Linked DNA regions of Homo sapiens: region 1 is linked to region 2. A link is an interaction called in ENCODE POLR2A ChIA-PET data of the cell type or tissue named here. Cell type or tissue: Panc1. All regions are shown on one strand. Each heading gives the region's core, and the rest is flanking DNA. Links, peaks and the distances in the headings are about the cores only. Region 1 has its middle 25 kb from the start of LINC01926. Region 2 overlaps ZNF532 (zinc finger protein 532).

Evidence for each region. ChIA-PET counts read pairs that join two places held together with the same protein. Peaks named below come from ENCODE experiments on the same cell type or tissue, not always from the same donor. Only the 100,000 strongest peaks of a DNase experiment are listed, where the experiment ranks them.
Region 1: POLR2A ChIA-PET joins it to region 2 with 5 read pairs; 8 of 35 experiments call an interaction of 5 or more read pairs at or near these places.

The regions. Positions count from the first base shown.
Region 1 is chr18:58,785,712-58,791,092 of GRCh38, reverse strand. No RefSeq gene overlaps it. Among named protein-coding and RNA genes, the nearest start is that of LINC01926, 25 kb to the left of the region's middle. RefSeq lists an enhancer at 1,172-1,977. In Panc1, for the core only: no CTCF peak of the experiment used is centred there; no DNase peak of the experiment used is centred there; H3K27ac peaks cover 4,903 bases.
Region 2 is chr18:58,868,055-58,873,435 of GRCh38, reverse strand. The region is part of intron 2 of ZNF532 (zinc finger protein 532); the gene reads right to left. Among named protein-coding and RNA genes, the nearest start is that of ZNF532, 5.9 kb to the right of the region's middle. RefSeq lists an enhancer at 2,482-3,463. In Panc1, for the core only: no CTCF peak of the experiment used is centred there; no DNase peak of the experiment used is centred there; H3K27ac peaks cover 3,739 bases.

The DNA of each region.
Region 1 (5,381 bases), core at 97-5,096, 82 kb after region 2:
ACAAAAACACCCTTCCTCAGCTCTCCCGAAGCCTCCAAGATTCTCATTTAACAGGTCTGAGTAGTGCCTAGAAAATCTTCATTCTTCATTTTCAGCAAACTTTCTAAGCCCGAGGCTAGTGTTTTCTTTTTTCTTTTTCTTTTCTTTTCTTTCCTTTTTTTTTTTTTTTTTTTTGAGATGGAGTTTCCTTCTTGTTGCCCAGGCTGGAGTGCAATGGTGAAATTTTGGCTCACTGCAACCTCCACCTCCCGGGTTCAAGCAATTCTCCTGCCTCAGTCTCTCTAGTAGCTGGGATTACAGGTGGATGCCATGATGCCCAGTTAATTTTTGTATTTTTAGTAGAGATGGGGTTTCACCATGTTGGTCAAGGCTGGTCTCGAACTCCTGAACTCTGGTGATCTGCCCGCCTTGGCAGATCTGTGGCTTGCATTTTGCACTTTCTGTATCTTAACACATCTTTCCATGTCAATAGATATAAATATACATCATACTTATGGTAGATTTTCAGGTATATGTGGAGATGCTTATTTGAGGGGACCATACCATCTGGGACCTTTGACTTCCTTTTCAACTCACACTGTCTAGCAAACACCCACTCTGCTGGTGGTTAAGGCTAGAACTTGGGGTGCATTTCTGAATCCCAGAGTCCTGACTGGGCTTGGAGGTGAGGAGCTCTTGGCTGGTCTGGGCCTTCTGCATTCTGCATCAATACTCATGGGCTTCTGAAAATAGTCACCAGTATTTTCAGCCTCTGATGCTGATCCTGAGGGTCTCCCAGCTCCGAGGCCACCGTGAAGCTGCAGGGCTTGCAGTTTGGGGTTACACAGAATGTCCATCCCAAGTCCCAACCCCCCACCTCCCATGCACAGGAGGCCAGTGGGGATAGTGTTTAGGATTCAAGGACTGAAACCTTAAGCCAAGTGAAACCACAGCGCCCGCCTTTGAACTGCAGAGATAGCTCCCCCAGCTCTCCCCTCCCAAGAAGGCCCTGGGTCCGCAGCAACAATGCAAAGTTCAAATCTATGACTACTTGCTAGCGCATTTGGGAACCATTAAGTGACCTCTGACCTCCCCTGGCCCTTGGACATGTGACCCTTAGGGGCTGTCTTCCCTGCCACAGAGACTGGGCGTGAGTTGTTGGAACCAAAGGAAAACTGTGTGTAGCAGCCTGTTTTGGAGATTAAATGAACTTAAAAATACAATCTGTAGTAAACTTTATTTTATTTTTTTAGTAATTGGGATAATTGGCTTCAGTCTGTGAGATAAACAAACTACAAAGCAAATCCTTTAACCTCCTGTGCCGGGCTGTAAAGGGGCCCGCATTTGTATTTTCCTGATGCTTTTGGTGACCTAAGGGCTGGCCTCTCTGCCTCTGGACTGGGGCTGGCACAAAGCCGGGCTAATCACAGAGCACTTTCGGAAATGAGGGTCTTGAATGGAATTTCCTCAACACGCCCTCGGCAGTCTGCAGCCTCCTCACTGAGTTTTCCCTTCTGGAAGGCTCTGGGCTGGGCAGGGCTGGAGAACAAAGGAGCCGTTTCTCTGAGTCTTCCTCAGAGCCCAGAAAGCCTCCTGACCCAACAAAAATTCAATAAAAGCAACTCTTGTGTTCCCTTCCGTGTACTACGGCTGTCAATAAATCAAGTGCTAGGGCTGAAAATAAGTCAAATGCTGCATATTCACAGTTAACAATGTGTACATCTCTGTGGGGGGAATAAAAATTGTTTACTGTAGATAAGAGTCTTGCCCTCAAAGAGCTTAATATTTACTTGGAATATCATGACTAATCACAGCAAGAGGAAAAAGTCAAATCATGATTTGTGGCAGCAATCCAAGCAATCTTGGGACAAAAGTAACAAGCTTTAAGAGTTCAGTAAATGCAAACTGTTGAGCATCTCTTCTACTAGACAAGGCTGCAGAAACCCTAAGGTGGGGACTTATCTCAAAGATAGCTGTCATTATTTTTTCTTTCCTCCCATGCACCTACCACTCCCTTTTGGAGAGGTGGAGCCTATCTCTCCACCCGCTGGGATCTGGGCTGGCCTATGACGGCTTTGACAAATAGGATGTGATGGAAGTTATGCTCTGCCAGTTAGGTCTAATCCTTAAGAGGCCTGGCAATTTCTGCTTCCCCTCTCTTAGAAAGACCCAGCTGACATGCTATGGGAAGTCCCTAAGCCACCTGGAAAGTCCAAGTGGAGTACAATTGAGGCTCCAGGACCATGGTACCAGCTGAACTCCCAGCCAATAGCACCAAGTCACCAACTCCGAGTGATCCACATGGAGGTAGATCCTCCAGCCCTGTTGATCCACCTCAGCTGCCAAGCAGTCCCTGCCTGCTTAGCCCCAGTTGCAAAACTGTGAGCAAATAAATGATGGTTGTTGCATTCTTGCATCTGCTTTGCTTTCACCACAATCCCTGTAAAGAAGGTGTTTCCAGGCGTGGTGGCTCATGCCTGTAATCCCAGCACATTGGGAAGCCTAGATGGGAGGATTGCTTGAGGCCAGGAGTTCAAGAAGGTGTCATTAGCATTATCCCCATTTTATAGATGAGGGGTTAAGGTGGAAGTGGTTAAGCAAATTATCCAAGATCTCACCAGTCAGTAGTAAGCGGAGGAGGCCCAAGGACACAGGGTGTGTTCTGGGGTTGGTGCTTACACCAGCGTGGCAGGAGCTTGGGATATTAGTCAGGAAGTGGTGTGATATAAAATAGGAAGAAGGGCCAGGTGTGGTGGCCCACGCCTGTAATCTCAGTAGTTTGGGAGGCTGAGGCAGGAGGATCACTTGAGCCCAGCAGTTTGAGGCCAGCCTGGGCGACATAGCGAGACCCCATCTCTAAATAAATAAATAAAATAAAACCAGGAAGATGGATGGGTTGGGATCAAATTAAGGAGGGACCCATGTGCCAGGATAAGAAGTTAGCACTTCATTCAATAATGACCGTTTATAAGTGGCCATCGGTGGCTTTTTAGCCAGAGAAGTGATGGGGTAAAAATATCTGAAACAAGTGGTTGAACACGAGATAGTCTGAAGGGCCAAGAGTCTGCCAGCAGATGGCTCAGCGGAGACAGAGTTGAAGTGATGGAAAATTGCTGCCTGCGATGGTGGCAACGGAACAGAAAAAGACACATGACAAGACTTAAAAAAAACACAATGGTAGGATTCCACGGTCAGGAATTCCAAAATATTTAAATCTGGGTGGCCCAAAGGAGAAGGGGTGATATCACCGAATGAACTGGCAATGCAGGAGGAAGAGCCAGTTTAGAAAGTCTTGCGCACGGAAAAAAAAGGTTTTTGTGGCATTGGCACAGATTTGAGGGAGATGAATTTAGTTTAAGATATGCTGAAACTGAAGAGCTGGCAAAGAATGAAGATGTGTAAGTCACACTTCCAGCCCTCGAGCCGTTGGTAATTCTGAGTTCCTTTTCTCTCTTACAAATACATACACAATCACACATGGACACAAATGTACGCACACACACATTATTTATATATTTATTTATTTTTTGAGACGGAATCTCACTCTGTCGCCCAGGCTGGAGTGCAGTGGCAAGATTTCAGCTCACTGCAACCTCTGCCTCCCTGGTTCAACCGATTCTTCTGCCTTAGCCTCCCGAGTAGCTAGGACTACAGGCGCACGCCACTACACCTGGCTAATTTTTGTATTTTTAGTAGAGACGAGGTTTCGCCATGTTGGCCAGGCTGATCTTGAACTCTTGACCTCAGATGATCTGCCCGCCTTGGCCTCCCAAAGTGCTGGGATTACAGGCATGAGTCACTGTGCCCAGCCTCACACACACATTCTTACATACATGCCAGAGAAGCAAATAGAAGTAGTATATAGTAAATAATAGTAAAATGAAAAAACCGTCCAAAACACTTGGTACTGACAATATATGCTACGAGTGATCTGAAAGAGAAAGATCAATTGGCCTCGTAGCATTCAAAGGGGTTACAGTAGGATCAGAGGAGGGGTATTCCTGGAACACGTGCTTACAGGCATTGAGCATCGAGGCAAACATGGAGGGAGGGATAGTGGGAGAGGACAATTATCATAGGCATCACACATTTTTTGAAAATGTGGTTTTAATGACCTCAAAGTATTCCATGCAAAACTACAATTTATTAGACGATTCCTCTAACTTTTTACATTTATGAGGTTGGCAATTTTGGCTATTATAAATTACATTAAAATGAAAGCTGGCTGGGTACAGTGGCTCACACCTGTAATCCCGTGCTTTGGGAGGAATGGGGAGGATGGCTTGAGCCCAAGAAGTCGAGGTTCCAGTGAGCTATGATCACACCACTGCACTCTAGCTTGGGTGACAAAGCAAGACCCTGTCTCAGAAAATAAATAAAATAAAATAAAATAAAGTCTCTGTAAATAATTTTTCGCTTACATCTGACCATTCTTGGAAGACAGATTCTTTGTTTTTTGAGATGGAGTTTCACTCTTGTTGCCCAGGCTGGAGTGCAATGGTGTGATCTTCGCTTACTCTAACCTCTGCCTCCTGGGTTCAAGTGATTCTCCTGCCTCAGCCTCCCAAGTATCTGGGATTACAGGTGTCCGCCACCATGACCAGCTAATTTTTTTGTATTTTTAGTAGAGACAGGGTTTCACCATGTTGGCCAGGCTGGTCTTGAACTCCTGACCTCAGGTGACCCACTTGCCTCGGCCTCCCAAAGTGCTGGGATTACAGGCGTGAGCTACTGTGCCCAGCCAGAATAGATTCTTAGAAATGGAATTAGTGGGCTGAAAAATGTCAATTAAAAAATATATATGTATATATTTTAGAGACAGGGTCTCACTCTGTTGCCCAGGCTGGAGGGCAGTGATGCAATTATAGTTCACTGCAGCCTTGACCTCCTGGGCTCAAGCTATCCTCCCACCTCGGCCATCTGAATAGCTGGGATTATAGGTACGTGCCACCATGCCCAGCTCTAAGATATTCTTGACACTCTTTGCCAACAGCCTGCTAAAAACATGGTCAGTTTGGCTGGGCAGGACGCACAGCTGTGTGTTCTGTATGACCTGTTTTACACATTAAATATTTGAAAATAAATAAAAACACAACCCACAATGTTAACAGTGCTTACCTCCGGGTGTTGAGGTTTAGGGGTGATTTAATGGACTTCTTTTTACCTTTCTATATTGTATACATTTCCAAAATAATTTTATCAAATTACTTTTTTAAGTAGGAAAATCCTATGATAGAACACTGTGCTCAAGGCATGAATCCTGTGTTGTTGCTCCAGCTCTCCAGCCGACAATGTGAACTTGGACAAGCCACTGGATCTCGGCTGAGCTAGAGCATCTGAGACAGCCACTAGGTGCTCTCAGCCCAGGACCTGGGGCACTTAAAAAACTCCTTGCTCTGAGT
Region 2 (5,381 bases), core at 183-5,182:
ATCAAAGACCAGCTTCTCAACAAGTACCTCGGTAAAGCTTAACTTAATCAAATCGTGTTTTCAGGTTCACATAAAGATTATAAATAGGAGGAGGATTAAATACCATCAAAACATAGTTGGGTGCAGTGGCTCATGCCTCTGATCTCAGCACTTTGGGAGGTCAAGGAAGGCAGATCACTTGAGCACAGGTGTTTGAGACCAGCCTGGGCAACATAGAGAGATCCCTTCTCTACAAAAAATAAACAAAATTAGCCGGGCGTGGTGGCATGTGCCTGTGGTCCCACCTACTCAGGAGGCTGAGGTGGGAGGCCAAGGTAGGAGGATCACTTGAGCCCTGGGGGTTAAGGCTGCAGTGAGCAAAGATCGCAGCACTGCACTCCAGTCTGGGTGACACAGTGAGACCCTGCCTCAAAAAAATAAAACATAAGATAAATTTTAGGCCGGGTGTGTTGGCTCACGCCTGTAATCCCAACACTTTGGGAGGCCAAGGTGGGCAGACCACAGGGTCAGGAGATTGAGACCATCCTGGCTAACATGGTGAAACCCCATCTCTACTAAAAATACAAAAATTAGCCGGGCGTGGTGGCACATGCCTGTAATCCCAGCTACTCAGGAGGCTGAGGCAGGAGGATCGCTTGAACCCGGAAGGCGGAGGTTGCAGTGAGCCGAGATCACGCCACTGTACTCCAGCCTGAGCGACACAGCAAAACTCGGTCTCAAAAAAAAAAAAAAAAAAAGATAAATGTTGGAAGGCAGAGAGAAGGTAATGATGAATGCGGTCTTGGGCTAGGACTATAGTGCTGGGTTCCAGTTCTAAACCTGCTATTGGTTACCTGATGGCCCCACCCTCCAATGTGGGCTCACTGTAGAAAATGAGATAACTACAAATGTGTGAAGTACTTCCAGCTATGGGGTCCTTTAAAACAGAGGGCTTTGAATTTTCTAACCTTTTTAGGTTTTTCAACTATCTAATTCTTACTATTGAAATCCCTAGAAAGAATTTGTTCCTCACAAAAGAAAATGATAAAATCAATACCCATTACTAGCCCCGGGAGTCAGCCTTGGGGAAAGGAGGAGTTTGTGTCCCAAAATGCAAAGGCTGATGGTAAGAAAACAGTTCAAGAACCACAACACCCTGATTTTATCTTTAGGTCTCTACGGATCACTCAAGATGTCTAAAAGCTCTAATTATGTAAAGCTGTAATAATAACTGACTGAAAACAGAAGAATACAAAATCTGCATTTGGGGCCCCTGAAGACCATCCTTAAAGAGTGATCCTTCATAAGGAATATGTGAGACAGCTAAAAAAGCCGCTCTGCGTCTGTCTAAAAATTACTTATTTCAGTCTCCAGATTTAGATTAAACAGAATTTGCTCTCCCTCATTATAAAACAGCCAGAATATAGAACTTCCTGCCGTAGAAGATGATTCAAAGAATTCTTTAAACTGTGTTTATTTATTGTTGGAACAAAAGATTCTTCTCGGCACCACTTTCAATTTGCTTTGATTTTCTCAGCCTTTTCAAAGAATACATAAAACAAATACATCTTTCTAGCCCTTCTCCCCTCCAATCTGTATCCTCACCCCAGTGCCCAATAAAATAAGTCTTTTCAACATGCTATTTCTAGAGATGTCTCTGGTGCAAATACAGATGCCCTGCTCTCTGTGCTGACTACAATCAGGAAAATCTGGCTAAATACAAAGGCCCTGAGTGTACCTCAAACTTCTCCACTGCATATTCTCACGCTGGCAGTCATCAGCTATCACCTCCAACGTGAACGGCGCCAGTGTCTTTGCTGTTTAGCACCTGCTGTGCCCTCTCTGGGCACCTCCACACCCTGAAACAGCTTCCATGCTCACCCCTCAGTCCACCAACTGTGCTCCCCCAAGGCAGAACAGCACAGTGAGAAGGAGCATGTTTCAAATCCTGTTTCCACTTCCACTTACGAGCTGGGAGGGTCTCTGTCTGTTTCCCCACTGGTACCACAGGGAAAAACATGTACAGCTCCTCTCATCATTTCGGTATCAAATGAGGTAACATAATAGCTGCTGCGGTGGTGCATGCCTATAGTGCCAGCTACTTGGCTGCTTGGGAAGCCGAGGCAGGAGGATCCCTTGAGCCAAGGAGTTCAAGTCCAGCTAGTTTGAGTCCAGTCTGGGCAACATAGCAGGACCCCACCTCTAAGAAAAGGTTTAAAAATCAGAAAAATGGGATAACAGACGTAAAGTGCCATCACCTACTGCAGCATCTGCAGGTTTTAGCTACATTTTCTACCTTCCTGGGAATCTTCTGCCCTCCAACTTGCTAAAGCACAGGTTCTAAGTTCTTCAGCCACCCCTGCCGCTTCGTTTATGGTTTTTACTACGTAAGCCACTATCTTAGGGGACCCAAACCCAACCCCTTTTAAAACACCTTTCTTCTATCCTCTCTGTTTTATGTTCATTACTACCAATCTTGACCTCCAGCCCAAGCAACCCTCCTAAATTCCAGACTCACAGAGCCAGAGGCAATTGGAGCCCAAAACTGAACTCACTGTATCAAGTCCCTCCACCTCCACTCTTCCAAATCTATTCTGCCTTCGGAATTTGCTATCTCAAAGACAGAACACCCAGTCTCCAAGCAACCCCCAGACAGCCACCTAAGAAGCAGCCTTACTCCTCCAATCAGGCACTACCTGGCCCCTGAAGCAGCCCCCACCTACCACTCCATCCCCACAAACAACACCTGGGATGAAAGACCCTCATCCTTTCTCTCCTGGATTGCCGGTTCCCTCTTTGGCCTCCCTACCTCCAGCCTGTACAGCCTCTATTCCAACCTCCATGGGGCTGCCACAGGACCTTTGTAACGAAAGGTCCGTCTTTTCTGCCTACACAGAAGTCCATCCTCAAGGCACTGCACCAAAAGGCCTCATCAGGTGACCCTCAACTGCCTTCCAGCTCCATCCCCTCGCACACCCACACCCCACTCGAAACACCAAGCTCTCCCCAGACCTTTCCACGTGTGCTGCATGGACTTAGATGCTCTCCCAGGCTCTGACTGCCTCACATATTCTTACCAGTCTTTCACAGCTCCTCTGTGGACGCTTGGCATGAGGCGGCCTATTCACATTCCTATCATAGCTTCTGGGGGCTCCTTCCACTAGATTTTTCTCCCTGGGGCCCTTTTCCCTCTGCACTCCTGTGCTTAGCACAATGCCCAGTGCTTAAACACTCAGTAAGCATCTGTTAAATGACAAGGCAATCCCCAGGTTAACATCATGTCCCACTTCTTGGGCTCCCCTCCATCTGTACCACCATTACCTTTGTCTGTTCTTCCCAATCCTGAAAGCTATTTTATCCTTAAAAAAAAAAAAAAAAAAAAAACAACCTGGGCTGGGCACAGTGGCTCACACCTGTAATCCCAGCACTCTGGGAGGTTGAGGCGGGCGGATCACAAGGTCAGGAGTTCGAGACCAGCCTGACCAACATGGTGAAGCCCCATCTCTACTAAAAATACAAAAAATTAGCCAGGCATGGTGGCACGCACCTGTAATCCCAGCTACTCAGGAGGCTGAGGCAGGAGAATCGCTTGAACCTGGGAGACAGAGGTTGCAGTGAGCCGAGATCACGCCACTGAACTCCAGCCTGGACAACAAAGCGAGACTCCAACTCCAAAAAAAAAAAAAAAAAAAAACAGATCTTCCAAAATCTTCCAAACAAATCTTCCAAAATCTCCCCTCTTCACTGCTTTCACTGAATATTGCTTAAACATTTTCAGTTCCTAAAAATACATAAAAGCTGAATAACTTCAAATATTATTAATAAAATGACCCCAATACTTTGGCAGTCCATAAATCAAATTATAATTCAGAAGTTAATAACACACAACTAAGATTTCAACAATGATCTGTGGTATCACTTTCCAAAATTTCTATTCTATTGTTGTTTTGTGTTTTATTGAACCTGAATGTAAAAATTAGACTGCCAAATGTTTCCGAAGAGATTAAAAATAATTGCTGCAGGAAATAAAGGATATTTTACCACTTGCAGTTTTCTGTTTCCACTTTTGGCTAATTCTGATTAGTTCAGGGTTACAAAGCATGTCATCCCATTAGAGAGTGTTCTATTATCATGATCATCTCTCGTGTGTCTTCAGACAATGTTCACTACGATCTCTTTCTCGGCGAGTCTTAACTGCAGCTGTCAACGCTAGATCTTTTTTGTGAGTTACAAGTTGGATTTATTTTCATTCAAACTTCTAACTCTTATGTATGTACCATGTGATCCAGCCACCCCAATTCTAGGAACAGTCATGCAACGCAAACCAACATTTTGGTCAACAATGGCCCACGTACACACAGTGATCCCATAAGATTATAATACCATATTTTTCCCGTACCTTTTATGTGTTTAGATTGGTCAGAAACACAAATAGTTACCACTGTATTAAAACTGCCTACAGTATGCAGTACAGTAAGATGCTGTATAGGTTTACAACCTAGGAGCAATGGGCTACACCATATAGCCTAGGTATATAGTAGGCTATAGTAGGCTACACCATCTAGGTTTGTGTAAGTACATTCTATCTTTGCACAATGACAAGACTGTCTAATGATACATTTCTCAGAATGTACCCCTGCATTAATCGACACGTGACTGCATTTAGCAAAAAGAAATAAAAACTTATGTTCACACAAAAACCTGTTTCACACAAATGCTTACAGCAACTTTACTCACAATTAGCAAAAACTGGAAACAACCCTAATGTCCTTCACCCAGCAAATGAATAAACTGTGGTACATCCATACAGCAGAATACTACTCAGCAATGACAAAGAACCAAGTATCGAAACACAGAGAAACATGGATGAATCTGAAACGCATCTTGCTATCTGACATTCTAGAAAGCCCAAACTCTAGGACGAGAGAACCATGTCCCTATAGTGAGACAGTGGATGCCAGGGGTAGGAGAGGCTGACTACAGAGGGGCGGCAAGAGGAAATGCTCTGGTGTGATGGGCCTGTTCTGCTTCGCCCGTGGTGGTGGATAAGTGACTCTACACATATGCCAAAACCCACAGAACGGTACACCACAGAGTAAATTTTCCTGTACACAAATTTTAAATTTTTTTAAGCTAATTCTTTAACCATGACTTAGTTAAAGATCAGCCCTAAAATAAAATGAACACGAAGGTGTGTGTTTCCATAATGTTTATCAAGTCTGTAGTTCTTGTTCTGATGGTCCTGGGATTAGGAGTACATGATGGGGAATGGAGTCAGTTTCCCTTGTGTTGGCAACCTCTGCTTCACCTGTTAACAGCCAGCTGGAGTTCTACCAAGGATACGGTAAAGGTTGTTCAAAGCCAACTGGAGAGCGACTGTATTGCACGGAAAAGTCCAAGAG